Regions from separate parts of the Homo sapiens genome. Here region 1 is linked to region 2. The links are chromatin contacts, found by Hi-C or POLR2A ChIA-PET in ENCODE. All regions are on one chromosome and are shown on one strand. The core of a region is the stretch at or near the end of the contact, and the rest is flanking DNA. Distances in the headings are between cores, read along the strand shown. Region 1 holds the start of SRPRB (SRP receptor subunit beta). Region 2 overlaps DNAJC13 (DnaJ heat shock protein family (Hsp40) member C13).

Evidence for each region. A loop is a pair of places that touch in the nucleus more often than their neighbours do. ChIA-PET counts read pairs that join two places held with the same protein, here RNA polymerase II (POLR2A). Pooled maps may share reads with other maps.
Region 1: a loop to region 2 is called in a pooled map, with 2.2 times the contacts of the local background. The contact joins the promoter of SRPRB here to the enhancer-like site in region 2. A Hi-C loop is called at or near these places in 1 of 50 pooled maps. POLR2A ChIA-PET finds 5 or more read pairs at or near these places in 2 of 52 experiments (activated T-cell and activated naive CD4-positive, alpha-beta T cell).

The regions. Positions count from the first base shown.
Region 1 is chr3:133,803,794-133,807,822 of GRCh38, reverse strand. SRPRB (SRP receptor subunit beta) reads right to left here and starts at 2,008. Exons shown (of 7, transcript NM_001379313.1): 1 at 1,821-2,008; 2 at 1,120-1,214; 3 at 1-77. The coding sequence starts at 1,974. It overlaps LOC105374116 (a long non-coding RNA gene), which reads left to right and starts at 2,340. Exons shown (of 3, transcript XR_924513.3): 1 at 2,340-2,735. RefSeq lists enhancers at 1,447-1,556, 1,587-1,636, 1,747-1,956, 2,097-2,156, 2,247-2,356.
Region 2 is chr3:132,533,905-132,537,484 of GRCh38, reverse strand. The region is part of intron 55 of DNAJC13 (DnaJ heat shock protein family (Hsp40) member C13); the gene reads right to left. Among named protein-coding and RNA genes, the nearest start is that of ACKR4, 62 kb to the left of the region's middle. Within about 2 kb of position 1,269, at least 3 of the 41 ENCODE cell types and tissues checked have a DNase peak (open chromatin) inside an H3K27ac peak, as active enhancers do.

The DNA of each region.
Region 1 (4,029 bases), core at 759-3,258, 1.3 Mb before region 2:
CTGTTATTGTTGACTCTGTATACAGCACAGCTGTCAGTAATGGACGTCTGAGTGTCTCTATAAAGGCCTGTTAACAACTGTAAAAAAAACAAGATGGGTGATATTCAACATTTTAATAGCACACCTAAATTGAGTTATATTATTCTAAGTCTCCCAGGTGTAAGGTTAAGTAAATGAATGCTGCTTCCGACAGGTGAAAAAGACGATATTGATTTTTTTTACCTGTAGAAAAAAATCTAATTAATTGCATATTTTACTCCTCAGTGGAATAAAAACAACATTATTCTCAAAAGACAGTTAGTGGCCAAATTTGCCAAGCTTCTGTAAAGATTTTTAACCAACAAAAATGATTTGAAGCCTGGGCAACATGGCAAAATCTCATCTCTACAAAAAATATAAAAAATCAGCCGGGCGTAGTGTTGCACGCCTGTAGTCCCAGCTACTCGGAGGCTGAGGTGGGAGAATCATCTGAGTCCCAGAGGTCAAGGCTGCAATGAGCAGAGATCTCGCCACTGCACTCCAGCCTGGGCATTGGAGTGAGACACTCCCTCAAAAAAAAAAAAAAAAAAAAAATGGAGGTATTTCTTTAATGGAAGGGAAATAATTTATACTCTCAAAAAGAAGAGTTAAAAAGCAGAAAACCTCTCCTATTCACCACATTAAAATACACTGTTAAAAATACTAAATGTATTAAAAATAAATATTAGTAAAAAGAAGCCTAACTAGCCCACTATGTCAAAGAAGGATCACCCTGTGAAAAAGTGTCTTCGATAAACTGTCCTAAGAATTTGTTAACGAAGGAATTATAAACTGTAGGACACTAGCTTCTATGCCTTCTGCTATTCTGGAATGAAACTAATTAAATAAAATCCTTGAATGTGATAAAGACTAAATATCAGCATCTGGCAAGGGCAAACAGAAAAAAAAAAGGAGAAATGACCAATATTTCTCAATTATGGGTTTCTACGAGTCTTTTTGTTCTCCCAAGTAAGTCAAGAATTAACTTCCAAATTTAACAGCATCAGCTTCTTTTACAAAATAAACCGTGAGATGACAGGAATACTGGGATCTATAAAATTTTCTATTAAGCTTAACAGGGGTGTCAATGAAATCATTTACCCTGACAAAGAGCAACGTTTTCCCGGAATCACAAAGGCCAACAAGAAGAACAGCTCTCTGACTGCTCCTTCTGCTCCGGATTAACTTCCAGAAGACTGTGGAATAGACAGAGAAAAACAACAAAAATTACGCCTTGGGAATCAGTATATGTGCATGGCTGGGGTGGGGAAATTCACAGAAGTCTGTGACGAAACACCTCATTCACCTGGAACTGACTTTTATCATAATGGTTACTATTGCTGTTGTTAGGGATCCACTGAGAGCCAGGCACTGTCAACTGTCAACTTTTCTTTGCAGTCCTTACTCTGACTGGGACTCAGGTGCTATCTCACTACCTTGGTATCCCAGCGCCCGCACGCAAACACGGGAGGCTGAAAGTTGGTGTCAAGACCCTGAGTCTTTGCAGTGAGAACAGCGGAAGGCGAGGAACAGCGCGCTCAAGCGTAACAGGGCAGATGACGAAGAGCAATCTGCGCCCCAAGGACCAGGACGTTAACTCCGGGGGTTGCCCGGCATCCCCCTTAACGCCCAGCTGCTGCCGCTGCTTCAGGAGAGAGGGTGGGGTGTAGACTGGGTGGGTCTCACCCTCCTGATGCCCTCAAGGCGCCCTCTCAGCCCCGCGTCCCCGGCCTGCAGCGGTGCAGCCAAAGCCCGGACCTCTGCCCGCCCCAAACCCGCCATGACCACCGGCCGCCTTTTACCTAGCGTCAGCAGCACCGCAAGAACCGCCACCACTACTGACAACAGCGTTGGGTCCGTCTGCTGCAGCTCCTGCCGCAAGGTGTCTAGGTAGGGCTGGAAGGTGCCCCCGGCACCGCCGCCATCTGCCACCCGGCGCGAGTCCGCGGAAGCCATGGATGAGACGCGTGGTCCCCGGTACAGCAAAAGCGACGTGGCCCTGCACTCTGCGCAGGCGCGGGGAGCAGAGCCTCACGCGAATGGTGGTTCCTAAGCCATAGTCTCTCCCTCAGCCGCGGCGATCCCCCAAGTGCTTGATGGGAGTTGTAGTTCTCTGGGACTCCGTCCTCCTACAGAACGATAGGGGCAGACAGGTTATTTGTCGAGGGACACACACATCTTTTAAGAGATGAGTCAGTCGTCGTCACCTACGTTATGACTGTTGAAAGAATGATGAAATGAATAAAATGAATGAATGGCTCCCGAAACTACCACTGAGGAGTTCCCGACCGTCGCTAAGTGACGTGAGACTTGTGAAGAACTCAAGCATCCTACAAACATTTAATCTGAATTTAATGTGACAAGGGATGTGACAGATGGATGTACGGAGCGATGTGGGAATACATAATGGGACGCGGAGTCCATCATGAGTTCAGAGAAAAGCTTCTGGACATTGGAATTGAGTCCTGAAGAATGAGTTAGCATCTGCGAGTGGTTAAAGGAAAAAAAGGTGCTGTGCAGAAGAAAATGAGTGTAAGAAACGATGTATGTGGGAACCCTAAGTAATTCAGTGCCCCTACACTGTCAATCTAGGGCTGCAAACTCAAATGTCTGCATTAAAGGAAGCAACTAGGAAAATCAACGCCCAGGAGAGCTGGGGCTGTTGAAAACTGCAGGAGGTATTTCTGCTGAAAGTAGGGCCGACCCTATTCAGCCAGGTAGGTGTTATGGGACCTGGGTGGCCGGTTCTTCCAGTTTTCAAGAGAAGCAATAAAGGCAGATTTTTATAGGAAATTTTCCACTTTTGAAATTTTCTGTAGGTAATTGAAAGCATTCAAAAACTTGTGGCCCAAATAAAACACCAAAAGTGGCCAGCCTAGAGGGTCCCAGTTCACAGTCTCTGTCATTAAACAGCTGTCATTGTTTTAAAATGTACACATTATTTAATTTAATTGTATGGCTGAGTAGAGACATGAAGATGTCAGTGTCACTGAAAGATTGAAAAAAGTTTATTACAGTTCCACATTGCCATTGAAAAAGTTGTCAGCATCAAAATGGAGTCACTTGTATTTTTTTTTTTAATCAGAAAAATGGAGCTGGTGAAAGGCCATGGAGGGAGGGTTCTCAGGCACCCATGCCTGATGACAAAAACTGTCACAAAAGACTGCAAAAACCACAGACTTGCACAAAGGCCATCGCAACCTTACACACAAAAAAATACATCTGTTAGGACGGCTACCCAGCAACTCCCTGTCCAACCTAGTACTGATGCCATCCTTGCCATTTGATCCTTGTAGCCAAGGATAATTATCTTAAAACAATTATGGAATCTGACTCATTTTTTCTTTAAAAATCTTTGTCTTCCTTTACACCCCCCTGAATATGCACATAGTTGACTATGGCATGCGTAGTCCCATTGCAATGCCTATTCCAGAATAAATATTATTTTCTTTTAGAGCGTCCCTCTCTGCTTGTTATTTAGCTTGATACCACTCAGGGCCACACAAAACCTCACCATGCACAGGGACAAGGAAAAAGAGAGGAACTGGGGGAGGACCCGGTGACTCACAGCTATTAATCCCAGCGCTTTGGGAGGCCAAGGCAGGAGGATTGCTTGAGGCCAAGAATTCAAGACCAGCCTGGGCAACATAGTGAGACTCTGTCTCTGCAAAAAACATTTTCTTTTTTCTTTTTTTTTTTTTTTTTTTTTGAGACAGAGTCTCGCTCTGTTGCCCAGGCTGGAGTGCAGTGGTGCGATCTCGGCTCACTGCAAGCTCCGCCTCCCGGGTTCACGCCATTCTCCTGCCTCAGCCTCCCGAGTAGCTGGGACTACAGGCGCCTGCCACCATGCCCGGCTAATTTTTTGTATTTTTAGTAGAGACGGGGTTTCACCATGTTAGCCAGGATGGTCTCGATCTCCTAACCTCGTGATCCACCCACCTCGGCCTAAAACATTTTCTTTAATTAAAAAATAATTAGCCAGGCATGGTGGCATATGCCTGCAGTCTCAGC
Region 2 (3,580 bases), core at 20-2,519:
TAGAGTTTATTTTAAACATTGCATAAACATTTAATTACATCTCAGAAGCACTGCACAAACTAACAAGTACTTGCAAGGGACACTGTAGCATAATACTGCATACTGAGCAATAGTTTTAGCTGAAATTGTAGGAAACAAGGCAAACAACTAAGGAACATTGAGGGTTAGGACTAGAAAGGCAGTGGGAGCGGCATGCATTTAGCAAAACATTTCTCTACCTGCTTCAGAGAGCTACACAGAAGTTAGCAAGCTGCCTGGCAGAGCGGATCTAAAGCCCGCTCCTGAGGTGAAGGGGGCTGCTGCCAGTTAGAAGGGAAGGAGAGACACCTGAGGGGAAAAAAGAAATATAAGCAGCAAGGGAAGTTGTGAGGAAGTGCAAACAGCAGAGTAGTTTGATGAAGGTAGAAACAGGGATTGGTGGAGGACAAAAAGGCCACCATTCAGATTCATCTTGTTTTTGACCTTAAAAGTATTGGTACTATGGATGTGAAATGGCTTGTATAGATACATAGGCAGAGATGACTCAGCCTGTGTGAGCTGTAACTGAAGCCAACCAGAGTGCCCAGGTACTTGGAACGCTGTACTTATAAAAACCTTGTACTTGTAGAACTTACAAAAAATATTTCTCCTTTTTAAGGTACTGTGGGAGCCTGCATCTATCAACTCCTGCCTTGAGCCAATCAGGATGCCAGGCCTTTCACAGTCTGCTCAGGAAAAAGGCCACCAGGTCAACAAACCCTTCTGACAACGCAGTTCAGAGCTACAGCAGCACCCTGTGATCATTTCCCACCACCCTCATATTCTCTGAACTTTAGGCTGCAGCATGATTACTGCAAAACCATCCAGTAGGTGTCATCAAAGATGTAACCCTTAACAGTAAGACCTCAAACACTCCAGACTGTGTAGTTTCTGAGCAATTCTGATTGTGGGCTCAACTTGGTTCCCATCAAAATAGTAGGTTACAAGACCAAACCATGAATGCTGCATCTAGAAAGTGGATTAATGACGCAGTTCTCAAACTGTGTGCTGAGGCACCCTGGGGCATTGCTGGATATTTATTTATTCCCTTTGCCCCTCTGTGTGTGTGTGTATTTAACAGATGGGGGTCTCACTATGTTGCCTTGAACTCCTGGGCTCAAGCAACTCCCCTATCCAGGCCTTGAACTCCTAGGCTCAAGTGATCTTCCCACCCCAGCCTACTGAGTAGCGGATTCGGCCTGTCCATGTGGACTACAGTTGCCTGCCACATCATCCAGCTAACTGCTGGGTATTTTAAATTTGAAACACAGCGCCATCTGCTGACCACCATACAAACAACTACTTTCAAGTTGTCTTGCAATTACTTCATAAACTAAATTATTAGGTATTTCTTTTGGCTTGGGGACGGATGAAAAAATTACTGAGCTATTAAGGGCACTGTGAACTGAGAAAATGTGGGAACCTCTGAGCTAAAATCTAAATGGTGAAATGATGGGCTTAGAAGGAAGAAACCAAATTTTAGTACCATCATTTGCCTCTTTAGGAAAGGCAAATCAAAATCAATTCCCGGATAGTTCTACAAATGAAATCCGAGATGCTCTCCCCAGGACCCTGGCCTCTCCTTGAGGATGTGTCTGGTTTCTTGGGGCTAAAAGGTGCTGCCTGGTCATTTGCACAGAATAGGGCAGTTGTGTTCTTCAGAGAAAGATGGGAAGAGCAGGGGCTGCCAGGAATGGGCATGTGGCAAGATTGCACAAGGCTGCTGGACTTCAGAGAAATGAGAAAAGATGGAAAATTTACAGAGAATCCCACAAAACTGAATTGGCTACCACGATGAAATGTATATGTGAAAAGTTCATCTCCAATTCTGGCTCCTAGAAGCATCTTCACCCTGGCCTCTGTTCCTTTTCCTGTTGTTCCTTCTTTTGCTACTGATTTTCTAGGTTAGGTAATTTGAGGATTTTCACTGCTGAAATTATTTTTTATGAGGCTCTGAGACCATCAGCACCAAGCTGTTCTAGAACCTAATAAATGGCTAAGTGATCAAGGGCCCTGGATAATGAGTAACCACAATTTATCTGCATCACAGGAAAAATTCCACTGAGGCACCTTTAAATAAGCATTTATCATAAAACAAAATATGCCAGGCTAGAGAACCTATGGAAATAGGCAGTCTCATTTAAATTTATCAAGATTGAGTAATCCTACCTAGGACTTTAAAATTTTTACCCCAAATCTTGGGCATGTGACTGAATGACATTTACTCAGCAGCCAGAGAGAAGAAAACGTAGTTTTGGTCATTTTTATCTTACTTTGAAGTAGTAATTAACTCCTTTGTCTTTCCCCATGTCCTAAACAAAATCCACCTAACCTGCCAAACTCACCTAAAGATATCAGTTAGAAGAAAGGGTTGGTGATGTGTGTTGTCACAGCAACCTTGATTTCAATGATTACAGAGGGGCTGGGTACAATCTGTATCTTCTGAAGTTTGGGAGTAGCACGGGGCACATTTTAACTAAATGAAATTCCAATTCAACACAACACTATAAATTCCTGGAGTTCCACATCATGGGATTTTATCATTATTAGAACTACATGCCCCTTTTATCAAACACATGATACACAATACATCAATGAAAAGCTCAAACACAAAAAACATTTGGCAACTCAAGCAATGAGCACACATCAATCCAACTGGCAGTAAATTTACCTAATTTATCTCTTAATTTGCCTACATCATCTGTAGTTAGAGGATGTAGGGCTGACATCTTATATACTACAATTTCAGGCAGACAGCAAGAGTTAGAAGCTTTAATTCTTGAAATAGTTCTTTCATTTTTAATGTAACTTAATTTTTTTTGAGACAAGGTCTTGCTCTATTGCCCAGGCTGGAGTGTGGTGGTGAGAGCTCAGCTCACCTGTGACCTCCACCTCCTAGGCTCAAGAGAGCCTCCCGAGTAGGTGGGACTACAGGCATGCACCAACATGCCTGGCTAAATTTTTGTATTTTTTTATAGAGACGGGGTCTTGCCGTGTTGCCCACGCTGGTCTGGAACTCCTGGACTCAAGCAGTCCGCCCACCTTGGCCTCCAAAATTGCTGGGATTACAGACATGAGCCATTGCACCTGGCAAGTTGGTCCTTTCAAATAGGACAGACTAGAGCTGATGAAAAAATTTCCAGCAACTGACATCGCTAAAAAAGAGCATCCCAGATTGATAACATGCTCAGAATTTCACAATTCTGGGGTCAACAATGCTTACAGCTTATCCAGACTGTTCTACATGGACACGTCTGCAGGCTTCAGTAATGGCCTTCTGGAAGACTCATTATCTCCATGCCCCTTCCTGGTTGGGTTTTATACCATCTCCCCATTTGGCCAGACCTGTACAGAACTTGCTGTCCCTTAAGCCGGCTCAGGGATGGGAAGAAATTTGTATACCCCAACTTTTCTTTTTCCCTAACCTTCTTCTAACCCCTTCACAGCCACTTTTCATATCTCATTCAGAAGCCACCGCATGGATCCAAGTAAAAGGAAAGGCACAGACAAGAAGCTTTTTACTGCCTATACCTTTTCCCTATAGTTACTAAAGCATGTGGAT